Regions from separate parts of the Mus musculus genome. Here region 2 is linked to region 1. Evidence: chromatin loops called from intact Hi-C (ENCODE). Cell type or tissue: heart. All regions are shown on one strand. Links, peaks and the distances in the headings refer to the core of each region. The heading gives the core; the rest is flanking DNA. Region 1 overlaps Cuedc1 (CUE domain containing 1). Region 2 holds the start of Vezf1 (vascular endothelial zinc finger 1).

Region 1 (15,746 bases), core at 4,226-12,225:
CCAAGCTCCATCACTCCTGTGAAACACTGTGACCACCCCCACCCATCCCAGCTGCCACATCAATACAGATCTGAGGGGGAAAAATGTAGAAGACAGGGTTTCTCTGTATAGCCATGGTTGTTCTGGAACTCACTCTGTAGACCAGGCTGGCCTCAAACTCAGAAATCTGCCTGCCTCTGCCTCTGCCTCTGCCTTCCAAGTGAAGGTGCTATGGATTGTGGGGTGTCATAAAAAATGAGGGCTGCAGGACGGTGGTGGCTTAAGCCTTTAATCCTAGCACTTGGGAGGCAGAGGCAGGAGGATTTCTGAGTTTCAGGACAGCCTGGTCTACAGAGCAAGTTCCAGGACAACCAGGGCTACACTGAGAATGCCTGTGTCAACCCCCTCAAAAAAAAAAAAAACCCAAACAAGTAAACAAACCAATAAAGTGGGGGCCTTTGCTTCCCCTTCAGGACCATATACAAAACCACCTGACTTTCCAAAGCCCTGGGCACACAGCAGATTTAGAGCTACTGTAGGGTGTGAAGAAATGGGCCAAAAGGCTACCCTGCTGGGGCTCCCAGGGTGAGGAAAGGCAGACACAAAACCAGTGAGATGGGGAGACTAAGGAAGCCAGAGTCCCTGCATCCCTGGGAATGAGGCAGACATGAAAAGAAGCTCAGCTGGAAGAGACAGGCCGAGAGAACAGACCTTCAATTGTTCCTGGGACAGCCGGCCAGAATCCACCCGCTGCTGGCACTGCCACTTTGTGCCTTAATGTAATTAAGGGTCCAGTGGGGGGGGGGTGTCAATGTTTGGAATTCTTTAACTCTGGCCAATCTCACACACAGCTGAGAGGGTGCAGGGCGAGCCTAGGTTTCCACGACTCAGCTACAAGGGACAGAGGGGCCTGGGCAGCAGGGGCACCTGAAGGTACTTCCTGCTTTTCTGCACTATCCCCCCTGAAGTCAACCACAACCTTGCCACTGCCCTGACCACAGTTAACAACCTACCCCCAACTGCAGGGGCCTGAAATCCTGGGAGCTAAGGAACCAGAGTCAATTAAGGAATGCAATGTCTGCTCTGGGGTATACTGAGGATTCCCTGTCCCTCCCCACGCTGGGCTGGGCATCCAGTCTTAGGGACCTCCAGAGGTAAGAACTTCCATATCTAGAGAAAAAAACAAACAACCCAATAGCAGTGGACTTGAGGCAGAAGCAGGGTGTCTAGAGGACATAGCTACCTAATCCCCCTCCCAATTTCAGAGAGATATGGCAAAGATTCTGCTCCCCACACATCCAAAGGAGAGCCTTAGATGTCTGGTCACTATGGTCCATCTACTTGTAGCTCTGTACAGGGTGAACAGATCCCTGCTACCACAGTGGGTTTCCTCTGTAGCTAAATGGTAAGTCTTACAGTTGAAGCATTTTAATTTTTTTTATTTCATTTTGTATTTTGTCTGCATGTGTATCTGTGCACCGTGTGTGTGCCTGGTCCCACGAAAGTCAGAAGAGGGCACTGGATTCTCTGGAATGAGGTGCAGACAGTGTGAGCCATTGTATATGTTCTGGGGATCCAATCTAGGTCCTCTGGAAAAGCAGCCAATGTTGTTGGTTGATGAGCCGTGACTCTCCAGCCACAAGGAAGGTCAGTGTTACGAATGGGGAGAGGGGGTGGGAAGCTGTAGCTTAGATGGTATAGGTAACTGTACCAAGGTCAACATGCCAGCAAGTCACATTCAGCTAGGAATGCGTCTGCTATAATGACCTGAAAAGGTGTTTGTTAATATGGAGGCGGGGCGGGGGGGGGGGGAGAGCAAGTAGCAGAGGAAGAAGTCTACAGACCCTAGCACTTGGCCTGAGGACTTCACCTTACTGCCTCCCAAGAGCCCCTCAAGAGCCCCTCAATGCATACTGGAGAGTGGGCACAAAGGTTGTGGAACTTATAGCCCACTATGAAGAGCTAGGGAGGTCTCTGCCAGGTCTCCCAGTCCCCTGTGAAAGTGGATGCACAGATTAACATATTCATCTGTACACAGACCTTTTTTTTAACATGGCCAGAGATAATCGAAGTTTTCTCTAGATTACCGTAAGAGGGACTGGAGATGGAGCTGTGTGGTAAAGTGCTTCCAAAGCTTGCACAAAGCTCTGAGTTCAACCCCCAGCACTGTATAATCAAACAAAGCAAGCAAACTACAGAGGGCCCTGAAATGATCAAAGTGGTCTGGGGCCAGAAATATCATTAAGAACTAAGGACCTGGGCTGGTGAAATGGCTCAATGGTTAGAAACACTCACCACAGCCAGGCATGTGGTACATGCCTTTAATCCCAACATTCGGGGAAGCAGAGACAAGCAGACCCCTGAGTTTGAGGCCAGCCTGGTCTACAGAGTGAGTTCCAGGACAGCCAGGGCTACACAGAGAAACCCTGTCTCGGGAAAAAAGAAAGAAAGAAAGAAAGAAAGAAAGAAAGAAAGAAAGAAAGAAAGAAAGAAAGAAAGAAAGAAAGAAAGAAAGAAAGAAAGAAAGAAAGAAAGAAAGAAAGAAAGAAAGAAAGAAAGAAAGAAAGAAAGAAAGAAAGAAAGAAAGAAAGAAAAGACAAACAAACAAACAAAAAAACCCAAACCCTCTCACTGCACAAGCTTGGCTACCTGAGTTTGATTCCCAGATCCTGTGGTGAAAGGAGAAGGGAATCCTGAAAGTTGTCCTCAGACCCACCTGCATGCACACACATGTCGTATGTGTACACACACAATAATAAATATGTAAAAATTTAAAAATTAAGAATCAAATGTCAGTGCGGAACACTCCAGAACAAACATCAAGAATTATCCAAGAAGAAAGTCCGAGTTTTTCCAGAAAGGGAGGGCACACTGGTAGTCTGAGAGTTACAAGCAATTAACTGGGCATGGAGAAGCCGGTCTGCTGCTTGGGAGGTGGTATCCAGGAAACACCATTGTGGGTGGAGAAGGGAAAGGGTTAACAGAGAGGGAGAGAGTTAATGTCGGTCTGGTGGGATGGGAGATTTTCTACATGAGCTTATTGCTTCTTCCCAGCACTTCAAACATGTCCTAAGTTGTCTGCAGTCTGCTCTCAGCCTTTGCTTCACCTTCCCAGTGACAAAATGTGTTACCCACAGTCCCCCAAACTGTCAGGAGTCCACACCTGACACCCAAGATTTATCAAAGCCAATCTGGTGTGCTTTCTTTCTTTTCCCTTTTAAATGGCAACCAAGCCTGTAAGGCAGGGCACGACTATCACCAATTCAAAGACAATATAAGTGAAGATCAGGCAGGGCTGCCGGAGGACACAGAGTGCCAGGATTCAACCCCGAGTCTACAAACAGTGAAGGGAAGTAGGGAGGATTAAACCCTTTCTAGATAGTTCGCATTCCACAACATCCAGGCATCTGCCCCGCAGACTTGCCTCTCTCGACAGCCTACAGACCAGTTTTGGGTGTTGTCAGGCTTGCACAGACTGGTCATGCTCACTGAAGAAACAAGTTGTCCTTCCACTGAGACAATCAGAGCTTCCAGGCTCTAAAGAATTCTCCAAAGTGTGTGTGTGTGTGTGTGTGTGTGTGTGTGTGTGTGTGTGTGTGTGTGTGTAAAATAATGCACAGATGAGAACGGAGTCCCTTAGTTTCCCAAACTTTCTCAGACTCTGCTGGGCAGATGACTCCGGTGTCCAAGGTGTGCCCCGTGCCCATCTCTAACCAGGGGAAGTCGACGTCACGGATGCTCTCTGCAAACCTGACTTCCTGCATCAAGGCTCTAACTGCACACCTTTAATCCCAGCACTCAGAGGGCAGAGGCAGGCAGATCTCTGTGAGTTCCAGGCCGGCTTGGTCTACAGAGTGAGTTCCAGGACAGCCAGGGCCACACAGAGAAACCTTATCTCGAAATAACACTTCCCCTCAAAAAAAAAAAAAAAAAAAAAAAAAAACCCTCTACCTGACCCTGTATCAAGCCCCCACCCCACCCCTAGCCTGGCTCGTGATAAATGATCTGCACCAGCCCTGTCACTCACCCTAGCGCCTAGAGGGCAGAAGGCTTCCTTCCGCACTAGGTGTGGCTCACAGGCAATTCTTATAAAACACCTCCCCTAACTCCAGGCAGAGCCTGGGATGCCTGGAGACCCTTTTTTTCCTTATGGCAGGAGCCATAGCCTTTCTGCCTTAAGGGCTTGAGGTGACAAAGAGAGTGGAATTCATTCAGAGGCGTGTCAGTTCGAGGCACACCTACAAGGGAAGGCCCTGGGAGATGCTATGCCTACTTCTCAGGTTCCAGACAGCAGCTAAGTCTCAGACAGCCATGCCCATGAGGATAACTGCTCAAACACATTTAGGCAGATTTTTTTTTACTTAAAAAGGATGGGGGAAAATGATATTCACATCTCACATCTGCTATGAGACCTAAGAAATCTAATTAAGAGCTGGAAGCCTCAGAGAAAAGGGTACGCTGTGGTCAAAGCAGGAGGGTAGAAACCACTCTTCTGTAGTAACTCCTGCAGGCAGAAAGAGCCACAAGCAATCGAATAGTTGCAAAAAGAACGTCCTCCCTCCCAGGTGGCCCTCCTGGCATCTGCTGTCGTCCCTGGAGACTCCTGACAGTAGAGGCCGTCCTTAGAGTCAGCACCAGACTCTCCTAATCCAGTCTTTGGCACAGGAGTTGAACCTGCTACTCAGGAGGCTGAGGCAGCAGGATGACAAGTTCAAATCCAGCCTGGGACAGCTTAGAGTTTGCCTCAAAATAAAAAGTAAAAAGTGGGCTACAGATGCTGATGATTGGCACAGCCCTTGCCTAGAGTGTGGGAGCTCAGGATTCAACCTAGCTAACATAGCAACAGAACAAAGGGATTCATTAAACGGTCGATTTACAGTTAAAGGGCCCCCCATTCATTCAAAAGAGTCACTCCCTTATTCAAAATATAGATTGAGAGGGACCGGGGCTCTTGGAAACACAGTTCACTGGTCCTGTTCTTTTAGAGGCCCAAGTTCAATTCCAGGCACCCATACAGTGGTTCACAACCATCTGTAATTCCAGCCCAGGCAGGTAGGTCTTCTGGCCTCTTCTGGTCTCCAGGCACACAAGTAGTACACAGGCAAGGATGCAGGCAAATGCTCACACATATAAAAGAATAAAATGCTTTTTAAAAAAAAATACCCATGGAGCCATAGCAAGTGCCAGGTGCCGTCAAGGCAGTTACAAAACACCTGTGGCGTGTGGGGGCAGGGCTAAATGATAGGAGGGTCACATGGTCTTTGACTGAGACAAGGTCACTTGGGGCCAGGAAACAGTGAGTCTCTGGGCAGTAATTCTTCACAAAGGCACGGACTTAGGAGACATCAGCTGGAAGAGACTATGCCTTTGGTGACGGCCATGCCTAAATAGGACTCCTTCAACTGTATTCATAAAGGGTGAAGAAGGGAGCTTTCCTGAGAATCCATGAAATTACAGATACGCAGGGCAAACACAGTAGAGAGGACTTAAAAGTTCCCTGCTAGTCTCAAGAAGACACAGATCCAGGTCCAGGGAGCACCAGGCTGGAAACTTCCTTGGGATCTCAGGTGGACTCCCGTGGAACTATATGCCTCTTCCCTCTGAGATACCAAATGGAATCATGGCACCTCCAGACCGGGAGCTGTGCATCATCTTACACAATGCCCCTCCCCGACTCTGCACTGGAAGGATGGTCCTTAACCTTAGGTGTGCCTCTCATCCAGGCCTAAAATCCCAGCCCTGGGGAGGCTGAGGCAGGAGAGTTGCTGCAAGTTGATACCAGCAGAGGCTACAAAGGAAAACCACTGTGTCTCAAAGAACACAAAACACTGGCCAGCAGGATGGCTGACTGGGTAAAGATACTTGCTGCCAAGCCAGAAGACCAGAGTTCAGGCCTCAGAAACCACATGTTGGAAGGAGAAAACTGACTTCCAAAAGAGTTGTCTTCTGACTTTCACATGTCAGCTTATTCGTGTACACACACACACACACACACACACACACACACACACACACTTTAAAAAAATGAAAAGAAAAGAAAGAACAAATCCCAGCACTTGGGAGGCAGAGGCAGGTAGATCTCTATGAGTTCAAGGCCAGCTTGGTCCACAGCGTGAGTTCCAGAACAGCCAGGGCTACCCAGTGAAACTCTGTCTTGAAAATGAATAAACAAAAAACAACAACAAATAAATTAAAAAAAAAAAAAGACACAAAAATCTCACCTGAGTCCTGACTACAGCAGCAGAATTTGATGTTTTAATGAACAGCAAGGTGGACAGAGGGCGGCTGAGGGAAGCCACTCTCTGATGGCTTAGGTGCTCAGTCTGAGGAACAATCCCAAAAGCAGCAGAAAATTCTGTCCCTTCCTAGTTCCCAGTGTGACTGCTGGTTCCTCCATCAGACCAAGTCACTCCTGGTATGAGAATGGTATCAGCTTCCCCCTCCCCCCACAAGGCTCCAGGTGATGCCTCTTAGTTTATGCTTATCAAGAAAAGTTTGGAAAGTTCATGAGTGCCTTCCACCCCAACCCCAGCTGGCAGAGGGCCTTTAAAGGCCTCCAATTTGGCCAATTAATCCACACGACAAGGAAGAGTCACAAAGGGAGGAGATGACAGAGATGTGGAGGAATAGAATTTGGCCACCAGATCTTGGTCCCAGTGTCTAGTCCTGAGTGAGACCCACCATGCTTTCCTGGGTGGGTGTAAATGGCCAGAGTCTTTACCCATGGGTTTTCTTGTCCCAGAATCACTACATTCACACCAGACCTGGAAGGTAGGCACCATGGTTGCCAGCAATGAGTTGTAGTCCACCAGACAGGATGCTGCATCCTCAGACTAACAGTGACTTGGGAACAAATGGCAGACACGACAGCTTTCCTGGGATTTTGTTTTGTTTTGTTTTAATCTATTTACCTTTATTTTATGTGCACTGGTGTTTTGCCTCCACGTATGTCTATGTGACAGTATCAGGTCTTGGAGTTACAGAGAGTTGTGAGCTGCTATATGGTTGCTGGGATTGGAAGCCTGGGTCCTCTAGAAGAGCAATCTGTGCTCTTAACAATTGAACCATCTCTTTGGCTCCAGCTTTCCTGTTTTTTATATATTAGGAATATAACAATAAAACGTGAAAGGGGAGAATTCTGGAACTGAGCCCCCCTGCAAAGGCAGCGAAGCCCACGATCAGCATTTCTCCTGAATCTACTGGCATTGGCACACTCGCACAGGAGTGTAGACTGCCAGTGTGGTCGCCTCACATTTGATGAATACTTTAGCGCCTCTTTCTCTTCTCTTCCCTCTCTTCTCTTCCCTCTCTTCTCTTCTCCTCTCATTTTCTCTCCAACCCCCTTGCAGCCCAAGTTTCTTTCCCTTCTAACTCCCTAAGTAGCCAGTGATGACCGTGAGATTGTGAGCCTCCTGCCTTTCCCTCCCCAGCTCTGATAGAACACATGCGTGCCACCATACCCAATTTTATGCTAAGCTGGGTAGTAAACTTTGTATATGTTAGGCAACAGGGCTACCTCCCAGCTCCAGTGTTATACATGTTACATATTCGATACCCAGCAAAGAATCTGCTTAGGTGGCCATGGCTAGCTTGACGCCATCAGCACAGGACTTCCCACACTAAGGTGCCCAGTGTGTGTGACTTTCCTCTCTCCTTTAAACGGCACAGACAGCCCGTTGCCTGGAGACTGGGCACACTCTTCTGTTCACTCTTCCTTTCATTCTCCAGCAGCAGGTCTGAAAACAGTGGCCTCCAGGAAATACGCTTGGGGCCAGGGCAAAGGGGGTGAGGAGAGGCAGGAGTGTGCTCTTCTCCCAGGCAGCGACACCCCCCAGCCCCCCTTCTCTCTGTCTTCCTTTTCCTCCCCAGGTCTGAAAGGCCCAGCAAACCAAAAGGCTCCCACAGGGAACAAGGCCCCCTTTGAAAGCCAGTGTTTGCCTGGAGCTGCCGGCAGACAAGGGTTGCCATGGCCACTGAGCACCTTTGCCAGCCAAGCCTAGGCAGGCCCAGAAGAGCAGCTTAAACCACCAGACGCCCCAACTCTAACCCCTTCTAGGGTCCCAACTACTGTCAAACACACCTGTCCTGAGGCCCTATGGCTGTTGGAAGGTGATAATTGGGGAACCTCTAGACTGAAAACCTAACACCGGAAGGGACCAGAGGATGGAGGCCCCTCCCTGAGACACCAAGCAGAAATGTCAGGGCTCAGGGCTCGGAGCCACCGTGCTGGGGAGCAGCTCGCCAGAGCCATACTGCCTCAGGACCTGCCCTGCCTCCTGGGCCAGAGCCTGGCTGTGCTGCTAATGGGAATGACTTATTTATGTAATTCATTATCACTGGGGCCTGGATCCAAGAGAGGTGGGTGGAGGCCAGGCCCCAGCTGCTGAGGGAGGAAAGGGAGGGGCTGTCCTGAGGCTCAGTCTGGACCTGGCAGCCACAGAGCTTGCTGCTGCTGACTGCAGGGACCAGAGGACAAAGGCAAGGAGGAAAGGGGACAGGGCTGGACCCTGGAGGCTCCGTGGGGCTCTTGAGAGTGAGAATAGAATTCCTCAGAAGCAGAGGCCTAGCATACTTTTGCCTTTAAACTGCTCTGTGGTCCAAAAGGCGTCTTCATCTAAAAAACAAAAAACAAACAAACAAACAAACAAAAACCAGGCAGTGGTGTACACATATTCAAGCCCAGCCCTCAGAAGGCAGGGGCAGATGGCTCTGTGAGTTTGAGGCCAGCCTGATCAATAGAGTGAGTTCCAGGACAGCTAAGGTTACATAGTGAAACCCCATCTCGAAAATCCAAAAACCAAACAAAACAACAAAATAAACAAAAAAACTCCGAGCTCTGCAGCTTCAAGACGGAAATGCTCTCGTGTCCAACAGGAGGCCTCCTATACCTGACCCAGGATGGAAAGGAAGAGCCTAGAACCTTCCAGCATTCTGCAGTCATCCCTAAGATCCATCATGGAGGCTCCAGTGGAGGGGCAGGGGAACGGATCAGGCTTGGGATGACAGGTGGCTGGAGCTGGCTCCAGGGGCTGAGGCAGCGTGTCCACCCCAGCACTCACACCCCAGACAGGGCCAGGTTCTTAGGAAGATCCTCGTTCGAAGCCTCTGAGAGGCCCAGGCTGCCTCTGTGGCAGTCTCTCCATTTCTTTATCCCTGCCCCTGCCCCTGCTCTAGCTCCTGCCCGTCTGAGGGACTACATCTGTCCAATCTGGGAATTGGTCTCCGTCTTCCTTTCCTTCCTCTTCCTCCCCCTCCCCTTCCTCTCTCTCCTCTGTCTTGCTGTCTCTCTCCCAGACGTCTTACGTGCCATGCTGGAACTCTCCATAGAGATGAGGAAGTATGAACTTGAACTCCTGCCTCTACTTCCCCACGTTTGTGGGGTTTTGGTTGTGAGGATCAAACCTAGAGATTTGTACCTATTAGGGAAGCACTCTCCTAGCCAAGCTCCCTCTCTAGCCCTGTGGCCTTGGTTTCTAATAATAATATTAGTGATTCACTGAGCACCCGTTTCCTGTGATCCTCACCACACCCCCGAGAGGAGGGGAGGAAACACTGGCCATTAGGAAGTCTGCACAGGTCACATCACCAGTAAGTGAAGAACAAGGGCCCAAACCTAGCTGTTCAGTTTTCACCCCCTTGGTATAAAAATGCTCACACAGAGAGTCTTTCAAGAGCAGAGCAAAGCAAGCCCCACAGGGCTGAGTCGATTTCCTTATAGGTACCCAGCCCGTCGGGGTAGAGTAAGGACAATGTCCAGAGTGCTAAATCCGGACCAACATCCTCTCCCGGTCACACCATTTCAACCACAGAAACAGCTGTGTTTATGTAGGGGAGAGAGACACATTTGCTCTCTGTTTTACAAGGTTATCATCCCAGTAGCCTATAAACCTGCCTTACCTCCTCCAACAGTAGCCTGGCTGAACCCTGCCATCTGGCCCCCACATCCTGTTCCATGACCATCCCACAAAGAGCTCCCAAGCCTTGACCAAGACTTTTCAGTTCTATCGTGTAGCGTTACAGACCTACCCGTGCCCTGTTCAGGTAGTGCTGTGTCCCAAGGTTCTCAGTGAAGTCCCACCCCCACCATACCAGCTCACACTGAAGTGGTCCCTTAGAGTTCTCACATCTTTCTGCCAGGTATCATCCGACCAACCCTACTCGACCTGGTCCAAGGTGGTAAGTCTGGCATGCTTCTGAGTACATCCCCAGGTCATGTCTCTACTGTGAGGATGCCTCCATCCCCATTGATAAGGGAAAATCCTGTAGTGATATGGAGTGCCATATGACCATGTCTACAAATCACAGCTGATTGGACCAGCAGAAGGCAGACTCACGTGAGTCAGTTAGATTCTTCCCCCAGGAACATATTTGATTCAAGGTCCAGGCACTGTTTGGCTTTCTGGTTATTAGAAAGAGGGTGGGTGTATTTGAGAACCAAGAGACTATGATGCCAGATTCACATTCACAAAAGCAAGGGTATCCGCAGGTATACCAGGAAGAGGCACCTTTCCCCCCAAGGCATCTTGGAGGCCAGCATTGCTCCCTGCTCTCAGTTCCTCAATTCTCCCATTACTTCAATAGTTCTGTTCTTGTACTCAGGGGAGTCTGAAACCAAGACAGACTGGTCTTACTGTTCCTCTACACAGATAAGAAAAGGGTTCCAGACGTGGCATTCGTAAACGAATGTCAATGCCAACATGTCATTCTGCGGTTGTTAAAAGCCCTGCTATGTGACCGTCTCTTCAATGCTATCTCCCACCTCCTTTCTGGGCCTACGTAGCAGGTGTTCTCCTTCTGTCCAAGTAAAAAACAGTGGCCGGGCAGGCAACTCAGCCAGAGGCACTTCCGTAGATCTATCACCAGCCACGGGAATATAAAAGTCTGTCCTTAGGAAGCTGAAGATAGTCCTTTATCCCTCTTCCTTTCCAGCTCCCCATGCTGCCTGACCCGCTCTGGTAAGACGTGTGAACAGAAGTAGCAGGCCAGGTGTGGTGGTCTGTGCCTCTAACCCCAGCCACTTTAGAGACTGAAGCCAGAGGGTCAAGGGTTCCAGACCAGTCTTGGGCGTAGAGTGAATTCCAGGCCAGGCTGAGAACCATAGCGAGACCCTATCTCAAAAACAAAGCAAGGCCCTGAGATAACTTAGCAGATAAAAGTGCTATAGCGTGCTTACACACATACAGATACGAGTGAATGTTTTTTTTTTTTTTAAATGGGGAGGAGAGGACAAAGTCTCACTATGTAGTCCAGTCTGGCCTGAAACTCTCTATGTAGACCAGGCTAGCTTGAATTTGCAGATATCCACCTGCCTCTGCCTTCTAAGTAAATGGTTCTTCCTCCCTCTTCTGCTCCTGCCACCACCTCCCAGGTTCCAGATGGAGTTGTCACAAGTCAAGACTACCTCAGGCACATTAGATGCCCCATGAGCAAAATGCACGGGGAGCCAGATGTGGTGGTGTGGACACACCTCTTTAATCCCAGCGCTTGAGAGGCAGAAGGAAGGTGGGTCTCTGAGTTAGATGCCAGCCTGGTCTACATAGCAAGTTCCCAGAGAGGCAGGGTTACATAGACAGACACTGTTTCAAGAAGCAACAACAAAATTCCACACATCAACTGTGTCAAGCCACTGAACGTCAGAGTTTGGTTATCCCTGAGATGCAGTCAGAGGCATGAAGCAGCAGCCTGGACCCTCCCTCTGGCACATTTCTCTGTTCCATGGGATACTTTGTAACATTAATTGTATAATATACATCTGTCTAATGCTTATTTGCACACCAATACTAAATACAGCACTGGGCATAGCCAAGAACACAGCAGTTACAAATACACACATACACACCAGGTACCCTGAAGAAGCCCCACGTCTGATCACCCACAGGGCCTGCTTGGGATTTAAAGAAATAGCTCTCCAGGTGCAAAAGTAGCACTCCCACCCGACCCTTGGCTAAGCAGAGCCTCAGACAATCTAGCCACCCGGGGGGCAGAGGATGTTCCAGTAAGGACATCCAGGGGGGTAGCTGCACAGTTCACACTGGGTTTTCACACCCTGGGCTCCACCTACTTCCTTCTGCCAGCCCTGGACTGTGATGGCTACAGACAAGCACCTCCCTTGTCCCCCAGGCACAGAAGGGAAGGGGGAAGCATGTGTGTGTGTGTGTGTGTGTGTGTGTGTGTACATCCTGGAGACATCGGGTGCGGGGAGCTGCAGGAAATCGGAGCAGCAGGACACAGTTCATCTGTCTCCTCCCTCCTCTCCTCCTCTGTATATAAGCAGTCTCCTCTGGAATTATCTCCCGGCTTACTATGAATTCGGGGAGTCCCCAGCGTCCGAGCTTTTCTCCCTGTGTCCCACTTAGCAAAGCATTGACTATCGCAATCAACACTCTGCCAGGTGTCTGGCTGTGGGTGCTTTTTGTCATGCCAAAAGCAAGTTGAGAAGAAGGACTCTTAGGCAGGGTTGTCATATACAGTTACATGGACTGTTCACAGCACAAAGTGCCCAGCCCAAGGGACAGAGAGGGCTGAAATTCAGCCCACCATCTGCTTACGAGGCTGAGGACCCTGGAGGAAGGGGACCTTTTTCTAGCGGACCCAAAGGTATATGCCAGGGCTTGGTGGTGAGAACAAGGGAATTCATTGTGTTGACAATCTCTGTGTGTTTGACATTTATTATAATAAGAGTGTAAATCAAGGAGCCGGGGGTGTAGCTCAGTAGTGTGTTCTATGTTACACTCAACGCTCTGGGTTCTATTCTTAGATAGATACACAAGCCAGGCATCGAGGCACAAAGCTTAATTGCAAAGGATCTTGATAAAGGGACACTGCCAGAAGTTCAAGGTCATCCTGGAGACACATAGTGAGTTTAAGGTCAGCTTTGGCCACGTAGACCCAGTCTCAAAAATTCAAATAAAATCAAAGCCGGGCCCAGTAGTTCACAAATTTAATCCCAATACTCAGGAGATAGAGAGGCAGGTGGATCTCTGTGAGTTAACGTAGAGGCCAGCCTGGTCTACACAGCAAGTTCTAGGACAGCCAGGGCTCCATAGAGACCTTGTCTCAAAGTGAACAAGCACGTAAACAAAACCAAAAGAAATGAATAAACAAACAAACAAACAAAGCAAAAACTCAAGCAAGCAAAATTCCAGCCAGAAAGTAGGTGTGTTTCTTGGACAAACTACTGCCTGCTAACTTCAGTTCCCATATCCATATCCTGGCCACCGGTTGGCATAAGAACTAAATTGAATTATATAAGTAAAATGTCTGAACAGAGCAGGTCTTCTTCCAGATGGAAGCTCTTCAGCATAGCCACTGTTGCTGGCTGGGGACAGGAAGGAAGCAGAGGCAAATGGAACAGAGAGAGAGAGAGAAAAAAAAAAGCACTTTGGGAAATGTGTGGCCAGCAGCCGGAGTCTGCAAATGGAACCACCCTGCTAATGTTCCTAAACATCTGGGAGTTCTCATGGCCCCCTCAGGTCTCCTCCTGGGCACCTTTCTCATTCCCTTGGGGTGTCTCACTCAGCTCTGAGTCTGGGGTAAGGTCACAGGTCAGCATTCCACAGAGAGGTCACAGAGAGTGGCTCAGAACAGGCTGTCCTCCTCAGACTCCCACAGCCAGATTACAGGCTGGGCAGGACACACGTGGAAGGCTGGCAGCTGGAGTCAGAGAGAACAGCATGTCCCCACAGGCAGTCCGGGGAAGCTGGCACTAGCACAGAAGGGGTCTGCTGCCTTCACTGGCAGGGGATGGGGGTCGTTCATATCTTAGAAAGTCAAAACATTTTTCCATTGCCTAGTTTTAGACATTTAGATTTTTTTTTTCCCAGTACTGAGGATCGAGCCTTGGGCCTTGCTTACAGACAAAGATTATAGAATTCCTGGTAGAATTAATTTTTATGCCAATATCTTCAACATAACTATTGTTACTATCACTGTGAGCTCACGAGTCCTTTACTTGTGTGTATGTGTGTGTGTGTGTGTGTGTGTGTGTGTGTGTGTGTGTGTGTGTGTGTATACATACATGTGGCACCTTGGGCCTTGTTCCTCAGGGAATGTCTATTTTTGTTGTTGTTGTTGTGGCTGTTATCTTTGAGACAGGGTTTCTCTGTATAGCCCTGGCTGTCCTGGAACTCACTCTGTAGACCAGGCTGGCCTTGAACTCAGAGCTCCACCTGCCTCTGCCTGCCAAGTGCTGGGTTTAAAGGCGTGCGCCACCACTGTGTGGCTACTTTTTACTCCCACTAAGATGAGCTCTCTCACTGACTAGAGCTCACCCAGCAGAAGAGGCTGGCTTGCCTTAGGGTCTTCCCCGGGTCTGAGAATATAAATGCATGCCACCATGCCTGACTTGCTTTTGTTTCTGAAACAGGATCTTAGTATGTATGGGCTGACCTGGAACTCACAGAGCCCTGTCTGTCTCGGCTTCCCAAATTCTGGTTATGGGAGTGTGCCATCACACGAGGCTATTTTTTGTTCTCATCTCATGGTATTTTTTTTAATTTTATGTATATAAGTGTTCTGCCTGTTGCGTATATGTGTACCACATATGTGCCTGACATCTGTAGAAGCCAGAAGGCTTTGAGTCCCCGAGAACTGGAGTTATGGGCAGTTGAGAGGCAGCATGTGGAAGATGCTGGGTCCTAAAGACAGGTCCTTTGTGATAGTAACAAGTGTTCTTAACTGATGAGCTAGCTCGCCAGCTCTTATTTTGTTTTTGGACCCCTGGCTGTTTCGTGTGTGGGTTCTGGGAATCAAACCCAGGACCTTATTAGGAGCCATTTTTCCAGCCCTAGTCATTTACTTTTTAATGACACTCTATCCATTTTCTCTCTAAGACCCAGGGTCTCAGAACCCCACCAGGAGATGGTACCACTGAGAGTGGTAACAGTAGGAAGCTAAGGGCCCTTCCAACACCTCTGGAGGGACTGCATCCTGGCCAGGAGTCACCAAGGCCTAGCTAGTGTCTATCTAGGTGACAGACACAGCCGGCTTCTGGCTTCAGTCAAACGCCATGTCACACCGGAACTCTTTCTTTTCAAGGACAGAAACTAACAGGATGATTCATTCCGTTATTAAATCAACTCTTAAGAAAAGAGGAGTCATCTGTTTCGCCCAGCCCTCCATCCACAGGACGCAAGCTGTTCCGTGGCTCATCACCGCCATGTGCTGACCGTCTTCCCTTCCCCGGCTCAAGAACCCACGGTTTCTCGCAGTTTGCTAAATCCCTACAGTCACCGAAGCTGTGCTAACTCCCGTCTAAAGACAGGCTTCCAAATACAGGACCATGGCGGGAGGGAGACTTGTGGATCTTAAACCTCTAGGGGTGCAAGCCCTCTCGGCAGTGAGTAAAAAGCTACCTGATAAAGCCCTTCTCTGTCCCTGCAGGATCTCCTCAGCTCGATCCCAAACTTAGAGACAGCTGTGTCCTCAGAACTCCAAAACCAGTTCTCCTACGCTCAGCTCCTCATAAGGTCCGAACACTTAATCTGCCCCAGGTTCAGTTTATCCTTCCCTCAACCCTAGGGAAAGTCCCAGCACTGCTGCATGACAAAGCACCCTAGTGAGATGTGTACGGACCCAGCAGGGGTTTTTTGAGTTCAAATCCCACCTCCCCAACTACCTACCTAGGGAGATGACTTTAGTTAATTCAACCTCGGGCCTCAGGTTTCCTCACTGGTAACAATCTGACCCCCTGGAGCTCGGCTGGTAAAAGTGCTTGCCACACAAGCCTGAAGACGTGAGTTGGGTCCCTGGAACAAACACCAAAAGGC
Region 2 (15,746 bases), core at 4,995-12,994, 50 kb after region 1:
CTTAATATAGTGCATTTTCCCCCACTTGTATCTATATCAAACAAGACAAATAAATTCACTAAAAATCAGGAAACTAAGCCGGGCAGGGGTGGCGCATGCCTTTAATCCCAGCACCTGGGAGGCAGAGGCAGGTGGATTTCTGAGTTTGAGGCCAGCCTGCTCTACAAAGTGAGTTCCAGGACAGCCAGGGCTATACAGAGAAACCCTGTCTTGAAAAAAAAAAAATCAGGAAACTAAGGCCAACAAGATGGCTCAGCAGGTAAGGGCACCTGGCACCAAGCCTGATGACTTCAATCCCTGGGATCTATGTGGTGGAAGGAGAGAACCAAATCCCCAAAGTTCCCTCTGATCCAATACTTGCCCTATGGAATGTGTGTGTACACCCACTAAATGCCATTTCCAATAATCGATAGAACTAGAGAAAACTACTATAAGAAAGAAAATAATTCTTAGCTATATTAAAAAGGAATTATCTTTGAAAAAGGAAGTTGGATAATGTTAGCATGGGTTCAATATTTAATAATCTATCAAACATATTTATTACAAAGACATACATTAAAAGTAAATTTCTATACAGTATAGCATGCTAGATAATGAACCCAATATACTCACAAAGAGTATAAAAGATGAGATAAAATACATTAAAATTAGCCAAGTGTGGTGGCACACACCTTTAAAACTAGTATTTGGGAGGCAGAGGCAGGTGGATTTCTGAGTTTGAGGCCAGCCTGGTCTACAGAGTGAGTTCCAGGACAGTCAGGGCTACACAGAGAAACCCTGTCTTGAGAAAAACAAAAACCAAACTAACAAACAAAGTTGTGTAAATTAAGTATTAAATTTTATCCATAAGTCTCTGGAATATTTTGTCTTCAATTCTGAATTTAAGGCAAGCCAAATATACAGACCCTCAAATGTTATGATATGCCCCCCTCTGTGTGTGTGTGTGTGTGTGTGTGTGTGCTCACACATGCATGTTTTGAAAAAAGGTCTCATGTAGTCCAGGCTGGTCTCAAATTGCCTCTGTTGGTGGTGCTAGCTTTAAACTCCTGATCCTCCCAATTCCATCTCTCAGGTGCTAGGATTATAAGTATGTGCCACCATCCTTGGCTTGTTTATTCTTATTGCATTAAGTTATACTATATTATTTTGAGATACAGTCTCATGAGGCTCAGGCTGGCCTCAAATGTACTCTATAGCCTGTATCTTGGACTTCTGATACTCCTGCTTCCACCTCCATGCTCAGGGAGTACAGGTGTGAAGACCACACTCGGCTGCTGCAGTTCTAAGCACCAGAGCTCTTATCAAGCCTCAAACACAGCACTGGAAACAGCTGGGATGGAATTCTGCTCCATGGTATAATTAGCAGTAGACAAGTATGGAACAGAAGCAAATGAATGGAGAGTGTAACACTCTTGTTTGCATACACATATTTAAAGCACTGTTCCAGCACCAATATGTTCTCTCCAATGCTATTTTGGTGATAGGAGGAAACAAGAGAAACATTAATACAGTCCTGAGAGCATAGTCACAATTATCTTTGATATATTGAAAAACCCTAGATTTTCATCAATATGAAATGCAAATGATCTGCACCATCACCTACTTTTGCTGATGCCTTGTTTGCACGTGTTACAGTTGATACTTTGGCTCTGCCCATGTGTCTTTAAGTGGCTGGTGATATATGCTGCACTCAAGAGCTTCCCACAGATGTTACATGATACCTTGCCTTCGTGGCGCACCATGTGTGTCCGTAGTCTGTCTTTGGTGGCAAAGGCAGCAGTGCACGTCTGCATGAGGGAGGAAAACTTTTTTTAAATATAGACTATCCTGTTCAACTCATTTTAAAGTACGTATATTTTACACATTACCCCTACCCATATCAGCAAGCTGGCTGAACAAGTATAATTTTCATTGCACAGATAATATTAAAACATCTGGTGAATTTTAGAGGCTTCTATTTGGAGGAAGAAAACATCAACATAGAGAAGTGAAAAGATGAGGCCCACACTCAGTTGAATCTAGATCTAGGGCTGGAGGTGGGGCTCTGTGATAGAGTGCCTGCCTCCTGTGTTCAGTTCCCAGCATTGCAAGGACAAAACAATACAAAACAAAAGCCTGGATTTAAATGGAGTTGTGCAAATCACTAAGCGGTGCAATCCTAAACAAGACAGCCTATCTGATGTCTCTTGGAACAGGGTTAACAGCTATCACAAAATTCCTGATAGATTAAGAGCCTGATACAAGGCTAGTATTCACTCAATGGCACTTGCATCCTTCCTCCAGTTAGATTTTTCTTAGAATTCAAGTCACTTACTTAATAAAACCAGTCATTAACGAACAAATGAAAGGCAAACTAAAGAATGTCCAGCAACTGCCTAAGATCAGGAATGTCTAAAACAGTCATTTGATTTAGCAAAATTCTTAGCTTTTTCATGATCACAATTTGATTCAGATAAAATCACTAATCTAACTATATATTTTTTTATTTTCCAATTTGGTAACAGCATCTAAAAATACAGAAGATACAGCGGTCCCAGTGCTAACAGAAAATGCACTATAAAGTGACCCCCTTCTTTTGGCTGGAGAGATGGCTGTTGTTTAAGAACAGTGGCTGCTCTTGCAGAGGACCCAGGTTCAGCTCCCAGCACTCACATGGTGGCTCATGAGCATCTGTAACCCCAGTTCCAGGGGATCTGACAACTTCTTTTGCCCTGCTTGGGCACCAGGCATGCACACAGTGCATAAGTACATATAAGGCAAATATTTATATGCATAACATAAAAAAACAAATCTTAAAAAAAAATTACAAAAAGGCTGGCAGCATGGCTCCGCAGTTAAGAGCATTGCCTGCTCTTGTAAAGGACCCAAGTTCAGTTCCTAGCGTCCATGTAGTGTTTCACAACCATCTGTGACTCTAATTCCAGGAAATATGATACCTTCTTCTAACCTACTCTTTTTCTGCACACATATGGTACACAAATCATATACTTAGGAATATACACATAGACATTTTTTAATTTACAAAAAACATTTCCCCTCTAACACCAAAAATTGCCATTGCTTAAGGAAAGGGGGCTACATAATATGTATAATATACTGTTATACATATTATAAAACTAGAATTCAAATGAACCACATTCACTCCAATCAGTGACTTGAAGACTATTCAAGGAGCTTGAGATTTGACTGGCTCCGACTTTTTGGATAATGTGCACCAAGTGCTAGGTGAGGATAAATCATTTTAACTCTTACTTGGCATTTGAAGGGTCTTTCTGTTGAATGCACATGTTTTACATGACAGCTTAGGTGGTCAGGCCTGTAAGAGAGTTTCAAACAGAAGATGTAAGGGAACCCTCAGGGAGAACGTTACTTATGTGACACTGCACCTTGGCAGACTACAGGGAACATTCTGCAGAAAGCAAGAATTACCAACCCCCTCAGCCCTCGGTGTAAATTTCCTTACCTCTCACACCATAAACACAAACTTTAATCCCTCACCTGTTATTTTCTTCAGATCATACTAAGTCCTGATTCTTTACAATCACAAACACTCAAAGTTTTAGTTCTAATACGAGGAATAACTACCACTGTGTCAACTCTAATAGCTTTTTGTTTTTAAATGAAATAATACACACATAAAAACTGGGAGAGCGGGGAGTGGGGGGGTGGGGGTGTTAGTATTCTTAAAAGTTGCATTAAGTATATCGGAGGTCAGGTGGAGAGATGGCCCTGAGTTCAATTCCCAGCAACCACATAGTGGCTCATAACCATCTATAATGAGATCTGGTGCCTTCTTCTGGCCTGGAGGCATACATGTAAGCAGAATACTGTATACATAATAACTAAATATTTAAAAAAAAAAAGAAAAAGAAAATCCAAGGTCATCCCAACTAACAGGAAAGTTTCTTTGATTTGCACAGTGATCTTTATATCCGGTTCTCCAATGGAACTAAACACTGGTGGGATATTTGGAGCTATACGAAACCATGTGCCAAACGAAAGCCTGGAGCTACCTAAGTACTTCCTTAACTGACGTAAAGGGTTAAATGCTGTGTCTCCACTTGTCAATCACAGTACAGCAGAGTGAGACCTAAGCCCACCACACTCATCAGTAACCTCCTCTAATGATGGAGGCCTGCGCATGCATCTTCTCACAGAAGCCTAGATCCCAGACACAAACTGAAGCTCACGAACACCATACAGAAAAGCAAAGCAAGATGCAGTACCTTGAGAAGCCTTTCCCACAAACACTGCAAGTATAGGGTTTGGTGATGCCTCCTTCATGAGACCTCACATGGTAAGTCATCCGGTCCTTCCTCTTGAAGCGCTGATTACAAATAGGACACTCAAAGGGCTTTTCGTCCGAATGGGAGAGCTTGTGCCGATTGAGGTGGTACACATCCCGGAAGGCCTTCCCACACATCTCACAGGCGTGGTTCTTCTTGACAGGCTTACTGGGTTTCTTGACAGACTGGGGCACAGGCATTGATGTGGTACTAGCGCTGCTGCTGGGGTTGGTGCCCGAGGAAGATGTAGTGACTGTTGACAAGATGCCTGCAATAGTTGAAACCAACGAAGTTCGGCTGCTGTCCCCAGCAATGGTGGAGATAAGGGGAACCACCGTGGTGGGGGTTTTCTTTGCCCGAGACACCAACTTGATCCCTGTGTGGCAGGACTGATGGCGCCTCAGGTGATAGCTGTCCCTGAATGCTTTACTGCAGTAAGTGCACACAAACGAAGTTTTGGGTTTTTCTTTTTTAATCCCAATGGCATCCTTTAATGTTTCTGGTGCAGCCTGAGGTTTCTGAGTAATTGGTATTGGAAGCAACGGTTTCTGATCAGGGGGCTCCACAGCAGAACTCAGGAGGGGCAGCAAGCTGTTCTGCGCTGCCTGCTGTTGGTGATGGGATGCTTCGTGGGCCTAAAACCAAACATTTACACTTGAGAATTTGAGCCTCCACAGTGACCTTAACTATTCAACATATTCCAGACAGACAAGCAGAAGAGACAGTCCAGGAGCCTATGAACTGTTCTCTCTCCTCTCTCTCTCTCTCTCTCTCTCTCCCCTCCCCTCCCCCCTCTCTCTTTCTCTCTCTCTCTTTCTTTTTGGTTTTTCAAGACAGAGTTTTTCTGTGTAGCCCTGGCTGTCCTGGAACGCACTCTGTAGACCAGGCTGGCCTCGAACTCAGAAATCCACCTACCTCTGCCTCCCAAGTGCTGGGATTAAAGGCATGCGCCACCACTGTGGACTGTGAGCTGTTCTCTCATTCTCTGCAACAGAGCTACAGAGACTCTCAAGAGCTCTGGGTACAAAACAATGGAAATTGCAGCTAATCAAAATGTTTTTGCATCTACACTGCTGACAGCAATCGTACTTTCAAACATCTGACTAAAGTATACAGTACCTGGCTCACGAGGGATGTATTATTAGTTGATGAAACCACTGAGCATTTTGACTGTCAATATAGAAGCCAAGTTTAAATAACTTGTCAAAAAAAAAATGAAATGCCAGTTTAAGTATTTAATAGTCCCTTAGATTGCATCAACATACAAACTCTGTATATGACTAACACAATCATCTACTGTCTGATACTCAGGACAGAAAAAGCACCAAGTCTCTCCCTCTCTATAAGAAGGAAACTAGTGATTGAGAAAGGGACTGCTAAGCAATGAAAGGAATGGATCTCTGTGAAGACATATACCAGCTATTAAGTTTCTTTAGAAAGCTCACCACTTAACGCTACTACAAGATTCGGCTGAAATGAAAGCTGCCATTTATTAACTGGGAGGCATCTGGGAAGGTGGCAAAACACCTGCCAGTTGTTTCTCAGATCGCGAATCCTCCACTAGAGTTTGTGTCCTTAACCAACGCTTAGTAAAAGAAAACCCAAACTGCAAGCACATCCGCTGGTTTGGGTAAGGCATTAGATACATGCTGCCATGATATGCTGCTCTACTTCAAGACTCGAGCCAGACCACTGTTCCGAAATTCTAGAAAATGATGGAAAAAGTTCCTGAAATAGCTCTCACTAATATGTTGTTCTTTACCAACATTATTTTTGAAATACTTGACAGTGAACCCAAGCCCCTGTACTTGAGTTTTATAGTCCTAAAAGGACAAAGCTAAAAGTTCCACATATTTTAAGCTATATGCCACAACTAGGAAGAGTCTGTCTCACCAGCTTAGACACTTCAGCTTTTCTTACCATCACACTCTTTGATTAGTCACTTGATTAGCTAAGTTGATTAAAGACACAGAAAACAAAACAGCAAATGCCCAAGGCGGCTAACAGAGCTCCTCCTCTGACTGTCAGGAACATCTACCCGACATGTTCACTTAATGAGAGGTCAGAGGCTATGCCTGGAACCAGTCTCCCCCAAAGGTCAGGAGCAAGGTGTCTAAAGGTAGTAGTCTGAATTTAACAATTTTTTGACTTAAATGTCTTTCAAGCTTTAGAATGATGCTCAGAAATTGTAGCTACTAACCGGTTACTGAATTACAGCTCAGTCCCATTTAATTTGTGCAGCTCTGAGAATGTGGGGTCCATCCACTCAGGTGATAGCAGAATTTGGCCTCTGAGCTTACTCTTTCTCGAGCTAGGCAGGATGCCCAAGTTTCCATACAGACTGCAAACAGTTAAGAGCTGAAGCTAGCTCAGGATATACAGTTTCAAAGGCTAACAGATCAGACCCCGCGGAATGCAAATCTTCTGGACAAAGTTCAAACTTATAACATTTGAGCTATTTTTCAATTCTAAACAACCATTGGTAGGATGGAATACTAAAAGAAATTCCTGTCATTCACCAATTCAGATGTTTGTGCGGTACAAACTGGTTTACAGCATTGTTGGAGCTCACTCAGAGGGCCACCCCAGGTCCCCGTGTCTTGAGTAAAATCCTATAGAACCACTAGAATAATCAGTCTCTGAAGACTGCTGGGAGCCCACACTTCCCCACTGGCTAAGAAAGCCAATTTTCCTCAACTTGTTCTCTGAGGGATAGCTGAATAACAACCATGGCCTGCCTTTCAGTGAGGGGATTTATTTCTCAAATATATGTTCTCAGTAAGCTTTTATTTGACTAGCATCATCACATCAAAGTTTAAATTTCATGTTCTAACGCAAGTACACAGCTCTCACCCTGCCCAAGATTTCCTTTCTCTGGGACTGGCAAACAAACAAACTAACTAACAAACTAACTAACTTACTAAAGCAAAACCAAGGAACCAATCAAACAACAACAACAAAACCAGAAATGTTATTTCAACACTCAGGGTGGTAGGATGTGGAACCATGAAATCTCCATTGCTAGAGGGTAAAAGATTCTGTACTGAAACAAATTAGCATCGGTGAGTCATCTCTCTAATGTCCTGTACGAATCACCCATCACATATTTTAAGAGCTACACTTTCACTTCCCACCGTGTTATCTGGTAAGCAGGCAGGTTATTAAAACTTGCTTAAAGATATAAATACAACATGGTGCTCCCAGACACAGAGTTTAACTCTGCATTTCCCTGGTGGGGATCTCTGAGAACTAGAACTGCATGTCTATTCCACCTTTCCATACGAAGGGCCTTCTTTATTCACTGTCCTCAGCTTTAAATTACAGCTCTTCAAAGATTTTTCACAGCACACACTGCATGTCCAGGATTAAATATGAGCTTTCACATCTCCTCATCAGGTGGAAAAAAATTAATAGGCTGGCATTAGCTTTATCTGGGAAAAGAATAGTTCAAATAGCTTTTAAAAGTATTTTGTAGGCTCTTTCAACTAACTTCCCAAAGATGAACTATGGGTTTCTCCTTCACATAAGGGGCTTGCTTTGTTCCACCTCCATCGAGTTTACAGACACCCAATGTAATATTGTTTAAACTGCGTCTAAAACTCATCAGTCCTTTACTGTCAAACGATCATTTGTAAGTAAGCTTTTTCTAAAGAAAGCATTTACCGTCTTTGCACCAACCCTCATGCCAGCTAGTTCCGTACTTCTTTGCCAATCCATTCTTAAGTTGACCATCACTTTCTTTTTTTTTTTTTTTTGACCATCACTTTCTTAACAAACTCATCAAAGCACAATAAAATCAATACCAGATTAAGGATGATAAAGTGGGACGTTCAGGAGTTGCAAAATCTTAAGAATTTCCAACTTTAGTAAGCCCATTTATTTCAATAATTACCTAAAATAAAAATGCTCACATTTGAAACATGTCTTAATAGGACAAGCCAGATTACACAATGGGTAATTTTGAATTCTCCAATTCCCCGTATTAACTCCACCGGGATGGGACCAGATGCGGAGAGTATAATCTTTTGAAGATTCTGCATTTCCAAAGGTCTCAAGCGCCCAAGCTACGCGTTTGGAATTTCACGAAGTATTTAGGAAAACTCCAAAGAGGGAGGCGGGAAGGACACATTTTAAAAACGACTAGCTCCCTAACCTTCAGTTCTGAAGTTTCTGCATGTGCTTATCTCTACTGCTCATCAATGCATTTGCAAACAGAAAGGAAGCAGAGGGGGGAAAAAGTTCCAATCAGGGGTCCCGCATTAAAGTGGTAGGAGAAGGGTATGGCTGAAGTATCCGCTAACATTAGCTTTGAAGTTTCTGGCAAAAGGAAAAAAAGAAGAAGCGAAGACCCCCATACTCCCTATGAGTGACTCATCTAGGGGCTTTGTAAGCGGACTTTGCGCTCCCTCTCCGCTTCCCGTCGCCCACTGGGCCGGAGCGAACGTTCGAGCGGGTCGCGGAGCGAGACTAGCGAGACACGCTCCGGGGAAGGTCGGGCCTGCAGGAGTCCCGGCCCCCGCCGCTCCCCGCCCCCGCCCGGCCCCGCCGGCTCGGGGATTCCCCAAGCTCAATGGGACCGCAGAAGCTGGACAGAGGCGAGGGGACCAGTTGCCAGGGCTCGCCCAGGACTTGGGCTAGGAGCGGAGAAAAGTTTGCAGAGGGGAACCACGCTCGCAACACCCCCCGTCGGGTCCACCCGAGGGGGCGGCGAGAAGGGGGAGTGGCGGCGAAGCCAGAGATACCCGCTATTCGCGGGATGTGGGAGGAGGGTCAGAAAGTCAACACACAAGCACACACACACAAAAAGAGAGAGGTGACGCGAAAAGCGCAAGCGAAAGATGGATGGGTACTCGGAGCGGGACCCGGAGACCCCCTCGCTGCGCCGCGCGGCCCCGCTCGGGCGCGCAGTGGCCGAGCGGCCCGCGCTCCACAGCGGCCCGGCGCCCTCCTTTCTCTGGGCCGCGGGGTGGTGACAGCGGCCGGCCTCCTCCCTTCCCCTTCGGGGCGGGAGGGAAGGGTGTGTGTGTGCGTGTGTGCTTGGGGGGGCCCGGGTTCACCCCGAGGCCTGCTTCTCCCCCGCACCCCGCGAGGCCGCCTCCTTTCACCTCGGCGGCCGGGCTCCGCCGGAGCGGGCGGGCGGAAAAACAAAGGGGGATTAAGGCCGGGCCGGAGAGCGGAGCCGGGAGGGGAGGAGCGCCCGCCCGCCCGAGCCCGGCCCGGCCCCCCTGGCCCCCCGACCCCCCCGGGGCCCCCAGATCCTGGAACAGGAACGCGGTCCAGTTGGCCTCCATGGCTGCGGCGGCCGACCCCCCTCCTCCCCACTCCCCCCGCTCGGGGAGCCTCCTCAGGCGGAGGAGGCGACAACAAAGCGGCGGCGGCGGCGGCGGCAGCGGCAGCGGCGGCTCCTCAACATGGCAGCGCCGAGCGCGGCCACTTCCGGTAACCTCCGGGACGCACCACCGCGGCGGCGAGCGCGGGCGGGGGGGGAGCCCCGGCCCGGCCGCCGCCGCCCCCAGCCGCTTCGACCCCCTCCGGGCGTCCCCGCCGCCGGCGCGCCGCCTCGGAGCTCAGCCAGTGCCCGCGGGCGGTGGGGTCAGGGAGCCCGCGCGGGGGCTGGGGTGGGGCCGGGGGCGGGGATGGGGTGCGGCGTCCCCCCCCGCGGGGGTGTGTGATGCTGCGGTCCGTGGCTCAGGCAGCTGGAGCAGGGGGAGCGCAGGAGAGAAGATGGAGGACGCCAGGGTCTGGCGCTGGCCCGCTGGGCACAGCTGGGCTGCCTCTCGTGACTCTGCCTTGGTACCCGGCGGCGTCGCGTCCCTCTCATACCCCCAGCGGCAGTCAGGGCTTCGGTTGGTCACCTGGCTGTTCAATCGGTCAAGCACATCACAGCTTCCACCTACGAACTAGGATGCTAGCTTCTAGTGTCCCCTACCCTCGGGTATTTTTATTCCTGACCAGCTAAGCCCTCACTCAGCGCTCTTGCCATCGCCCTTTGCGTGGTCTTCCAATTTGAGCAGGGAATTCCACTAGGGTACAGCCTTAGAAGCGCCTACTGTGGAGGGAAACACTTCCCACGCGTTCAGATGTCATTACTGGGTTATTCTTGGGTGACGGGACCGCTTTCCCATCTTTCCCTTTCATTCCAGATACAGGAAATACTTAAAAACCCCTCTCCCGCCAGGATTAAAAACAAACAATAAAAACGAATGAGAAAGTATAGAGGCAAAATATTTTAGTCTTTTAGTACATTTTTCAATTCCTGCAGCACACGCACACACAAGTCAGACTTCTGGTTGGACAGCGTCAGATGTCACTGAGGTGACCCCAGCCTGTTTGCAGTTCCCAGTCGTCTGTGTAGGAGTCAGCCACTGCTACTGGTTGGAATCTGTAGATCGTAAGCCCATATGATGTCTTGAATGTTTTCTATCCTTTCCTCACATAGAGGTAGCTACTGTGAATATCAGAGACAAGCTATTATTAAACATATATCTAGTCCAAAGAATCTGTGGTGGGGAAATGAGGGGGCAGGCTCCATCTATGATATTTTTATAAAATGTTAAAAAATAAAACCAACTCCTCAGATGTGCACATTATTTCAGAACTTCAACATATTTCAAACTGACTCTTATCCCCTCCAGACAGTTTTAATAAAAGACATATCTTCAACTTCATATATATGTATGTGTGTGTATGTATGTATGCATATATATATATCATATTCATATATATATGAATGACTGATTCAAAAACCATAGTTGCAAAATTCTATGGGAATAGAAACTGAAGAGGTATGGTAATTTGATGTTTTTCCAACCATTAAACAAATATATTTCCCTCCCACTCTTCCATCAGTCACCAGAATAAAGGGGCCAGGAAATGACAGTCTGGTTCCTTTTAGAGTTGACTTCCCATTAGATACTGCCTGAAGACCTTGGGTATGAAGGACAAGTCCAGCAGTTTGGATGGATCAGTAGCAGGAACCACCAGAGAACTGGTCAGCCTAAGACGGAGGGGGACAGAAAATGAGTTTCTGATATATCCCTGAGCTAAACTGCTACATGTCCCCTGGTCTGTCAGTCTCATTTGATGTTTCTTTCAGGAAGCGTATATATGTTTACATATACATGTAAACTGAGGAGAGAGCTAAGTTGCAAACCCAAGGAACAAGACAAAATATGTTCTTGCTCTGACCTTGGACATAGTATGTGCTTGTATTTTGGTTCAGTGGATACAAGTCTCTGCTTCTTCCCTGCCTTAGAAGATTCCCTTCAAGGTCTCTATGTATATTTGCTCTCTCCTCCAATGTATAGCCGCTTCTCTTTAGCTGCTCTTTGAAACTGTAATCAAAATAAAGCTTCAGAATTATAAAAGCTAGTACTTAATATGATTCTTATGCTAATACTGTGGGATTTCTTATACTTATTTTGGGATCTAGAAACCCCTTCCCCAGCAATTTTTCTCATAGCACCTCCCAGTAGTGTTTTCCCCATAAACAGGAAGTAGAGGTCAAGTGAAAACAGTTATTAGATTTTAGGAGAAATAGCTAATTATATCTCTATCCATAGGTAAAATCAGAATTCCTGATTGTCCCCCCAAAATCTTGCCTTAAAAAGAAAATTAACCATCTTTTTAAAGTTTAAGTTGTACTTTTAATTATGAGTGTGTATGAGTGTGTGTGTGTGTAAAGCAGATTCCCAAGGAGGTCAGAAGATGGTGTTGAATCCCCTGGAGCTGGAGTTACAATTTTTTTTTTTTTTTTTTTTTTTGGTTTTTGGTTTTTTTGAGACAGGGTTCCTCTGGGTAGCCCTGGCTGTCCTGGAACTCACTCTGTAGACCAGGCTGGCCTCAAACTCAGAAATCTGCCTGCCTCTCCTCCCCACTATGTACTCTTAATCACTGAGCCATCTCAGTCATCTCCTCAGTTCCAACAACATTATGATTTTAAATATTATTTTTCATTAAGGAAGAGTGTTTTCAAGTTCAGAACATGTACTCAAAAACAAACAAATTCAACTGTACAGGAATATAATCAAACCAAGCAGGATCAAAGAATTCATCCTTAGAATGGGAATATCTACCTTTAAGAGAATATTTTAAAACATAAACAAAATGAGTCCTCCTTCAAAGTCCTGTTTCCACAGACCTTATATTGAAGTTCAGTCAAGATAATAAATGGCTGCATACAGCACATTATTAAAATCAGCTTTCAGTGAATGGATCAATGGTATTACTTTTAGACTAAGTACTTTTTCTGAACTTTTCAGTGTCTACACAAACAAACCAACAACTGTATCTGTGTCCATCCCAAACAAGTCAGCTTCCAGATTCACCCTGTTCAGATTCCCCTTCCACCTGAAGTGTTATAACCTGTCACCCACACAATTCTAAACAAGGAGAACAAAATACCTATCCCACAAAGGCAACCTCTAGACTTAAATGAAAAATGTATGTAGAAAATTCGTAGAATACCCCTAAATGTAACAGGTTCTTGGTAAATATTCTTACTGGTTCAGTGGTTAAATTTGGGCTTGAAAACTCAGTATGCAGACATTGAGCCAATCCATCAGTCCTCCAACTTACTCAGAAAGAGAGAAAGAGGCACGTTCTCTCTCATCATCTTGACAGAGGTAGAGACCCTGTCTAAGAAAGAAAAAAAAAAAAAAAAAAAAAAAAGAAAAAGGGAAAAAAAGGAAAAAAAAAAACCCTTCAAATTGTCGTTAGTAGGCCTCCTGTGTGTACTGAAGCACATATGCATACACATGCACTCATACACAACTATACACCAAGCAAAACAAAATCCCCAAATAACAATCACGCAGATTTGTCTGGAGTGGTGGCCCAGGCCTACAATCCCAGGGAAAGAGTATTGTTGAGTGTTTGAGACTAACTTGGGTGGCAGTGGGAGTACACCTCAGCTAGGGCTGCGTAAGGGGCAGAGAGAGGAGTACCAAGAAGTACTAGCCATAAAGAATGGTCACCCCTCAACACCAGCCTCAATCCGACCATGGGAGAAAGTGTAGCCCTGCCAGAAAAGAAAGGAAGGCTTGCCTGGAAGGACAGCAGAAGCACTCTCCTTCCCTTCTACTGGATAACCACGCTAAAGTGTCATTGCTAGTTGTCTGTTTTAACTGGCGAGGAAAACAATAAAGATTTCTTTGTTCCTGAACACCTATTTAAGTTCCTTGACAGCTGTAATAGTCACAAGGAACAAATCTACTCACATGTCTAGTAGAGTCCAGCTGGTATTTGAGAAACGTGATCAAAACACATTTTTTACAAAGGTCATGACCCAAGACTTCAAAAACTGAGTCTAAGCTCACATAAACACATCACCCTTTTTGACTGTCAAAAGTCAACAACATACCTATCAGTTTCACCAATAAAGCATTTATGTCAAAACGCTAGCTTCCATTTTATTCCTGGATGATGCAATGTCCACAAATAAGGGTTGGGAATGTAACTCAGTGGTAGAGCTCTTCTCTAAGCTAGGCAGTGGTGGCGCACGCCTTTGATACAAGCACTTGGGAGGCAGAGGCAGGTGAGTCTCTTGTTTGCAGCCAGCATACTTTACAGAGTGAGTTCTATGGCAGGTGGGGCTACACAGAGAAGCGCTATCTCAGACCCCCCGCCAAAAAAAAAAAAAAAGAGCACTTGCTTAGCATGTGATTAGCCCTAAATTTAATCCTAAGTAAGCAACAGTAAGCAAGAAGGAATACTGAACACAAGCAAAATAGCATAGGCCACAGCAGGAAAGAAACTAAGACAAGTCAAAAATATACTAAGTGAAATTCAATACATCTGGAAAACACATTCAGGCACCAACATTTCTCCTCTGGACACCTGCTCCTCACTGCCCTTAGACGCCCTAGGTCCCTAGAGCAATGGCTGACTTAACAGTCCTACAAACTGGTAGGACTGACTAAAACACAAAGCTTAGGCTCGGTTGTCATCAAAACTTTTAAAGTTGCTTAGAGGAGGAACCCTTCTCAGTGGCTATTGCTTCTACACCAAATATCCTGAGAATAAAGTGATATTAGCCAGTATTGTGTCACCAATCTAAAAATGCTATTCACATATAAAGATTTTTACTGATTGTAATGCCTCTCTAAATGTTTCTATATAAGTGGAATGAAAGCAAGCTTTTTAGTGAACAACCTTTACTTCAACAGTTCTCTTCAGTTTCTCTTCTACTGGGCCAATTAGATTTCCAATCTGCTGAGGTGGGTTGTCCCTCAATTTTTGGTAGTAAAAGAAACAGGAAATCACGAAACCAGTGTTGAGTGCAAGTTCGTTCTCTCTCTCTCTCCTCTCTCTCTCTCTCTCTCTCTCTCTCTCTCTCTCTCTCTCTCTCTCTCTGGGTTAAAGATGTGAACGGCAACAATCTAAGTCCTGAAGTGACATCAGAAGAGTAGTCAGATTAGGATCTGAAAGGCTATTCTGGTCTAGAAAACAAGCCAACGGACACAACAGAAGACCCGATAAACCTAAGATCTGGCTCAGTTTCCAGAAGTGGGAATTAATTCTATTAAGAATGTTTCTGGGGCTGGTGAGATGGCTCAGTGGGTAAGAGCACCCGACTGCTCTTCCGAAGGTCCGAAGTTCAAATCCCAGCAACCACATGGTGGCTCACAACCACCCGTAATGAGATCTGATGCCCTCTTCTGGTGCGTCTGAAGACAGCTACAGTGTACTTACATATAATAAATAAATAAATAAATAAATAAATAAATAAATAAATAAATAAATAAATAAATAAATCTTTGGGAAAAAAAAAAGAATGTTTCTGCTGGGGGTTGTGGCGCATGCCTTTAATCCCAACACTCAGGAGGCAGAGGCAAGCGGATTTCTGAGTTTGAGGCCAGCCTGGTCTACAAAGTGAGTTCCAGGACAGCCAGGGCTATACAGAGAAACCCTGTCTCGAAAACAAGCAAAACAAAAAACAAAAACAAAAACAAAAAAAAAAGAAAAACAAGAATGTTTCTGGGGGCCGGAGAGATGGCTTAGCGGTTAAGAACACTAACTGTTCTTCCAGAGGTCCTGAGTTCAATTCCCAGCAACCACATGGTGGCTCACAACCATCTGTAATGAAATCTGATGCCCTCTTCTGATGTGTCTGAAGACAGCTATAGTGTACTCATAAAATAAATGTACCTTAAAAAAAATGTTTCTGGGGCTGGAGAGGCAGCTCAGTGGTTAAGAGCTTTGTTCTTCCAGAGGTCCTGAGTTCAGTTCTCTGTAACCATGTGGTAGCTCACGACCATCTATGCCGGGATCTGATGCCCTCTTCTGGCATGCAGGCATACATGCAGATAGAGCACTCATAAAAATAAATCTTAAAAAAAAAAAAGTTTGACCATGAGTCTCTGAACTATAAGCTACTACATTTTGTTATACTGTTCAGTCATAAATATAATAAAAGGGCAGGTACAGGAGCTATTGCTACAGTGGCTGAAGCTGTACTCA

Evidence for each region. A loop is a pair of places that touch in the nucleus more often than their neighbours do. Peaks named below come from ENCODE experiments on the same cell type or tissue, not always from the same donor. Only the 100,000 strongest peaks of a DNase experiment are listed, where the experiment ranks them.
Region 2: it touches region 1 in a loop (4-fold over the local background); 7 of 42 quality-filtered maps call a loop at or near these places.

The regions. Positions count from the first base shown.
Region 1 is chr11:88,111,559-88,127,304 of GRCm38, reverse strand. All of the region lies in intron 1 of Cuedc1 (CUE domain containing 1), which reads right to left. Among named protein-coding and RNA genes, the nearest start is that of Cuedc1, 20 kb to the right of the region's middle. In heart, for the core only: no CTCF peak of the experiment used is centred there; DNase peaks (open chromatin) are centred at 8,264, 9,134, 9,514 and 12,104; H3K4me3 peaks cover 1,106 bases; H3K27ac peaks cover 4,774 bases.
Region 2 is chr11:88,062,232-88,077,977 of GRCm38, reverse strand. It overlaps Vezf1 (vascular endothelial zinc finger 1), which reads right to left and starts at 9,699. Exons shown (of 6, transcript NM_016686.4): 1 at 9,545-9,699; 2 at 4,227-4,921; 3 at 3,253-3,316; 4 at 1,604-1,787. The coding sequence starts at 9,577. In heart, for the core only: a CTCF peak has its summit at 8,743; DNase peaks (open chromatin) are centred at 8,887, 9,397, 9,657 and 9,947; H3K4me3 peaks cover 3,454 bases; H3K27ac peaks cover 2,458 bases.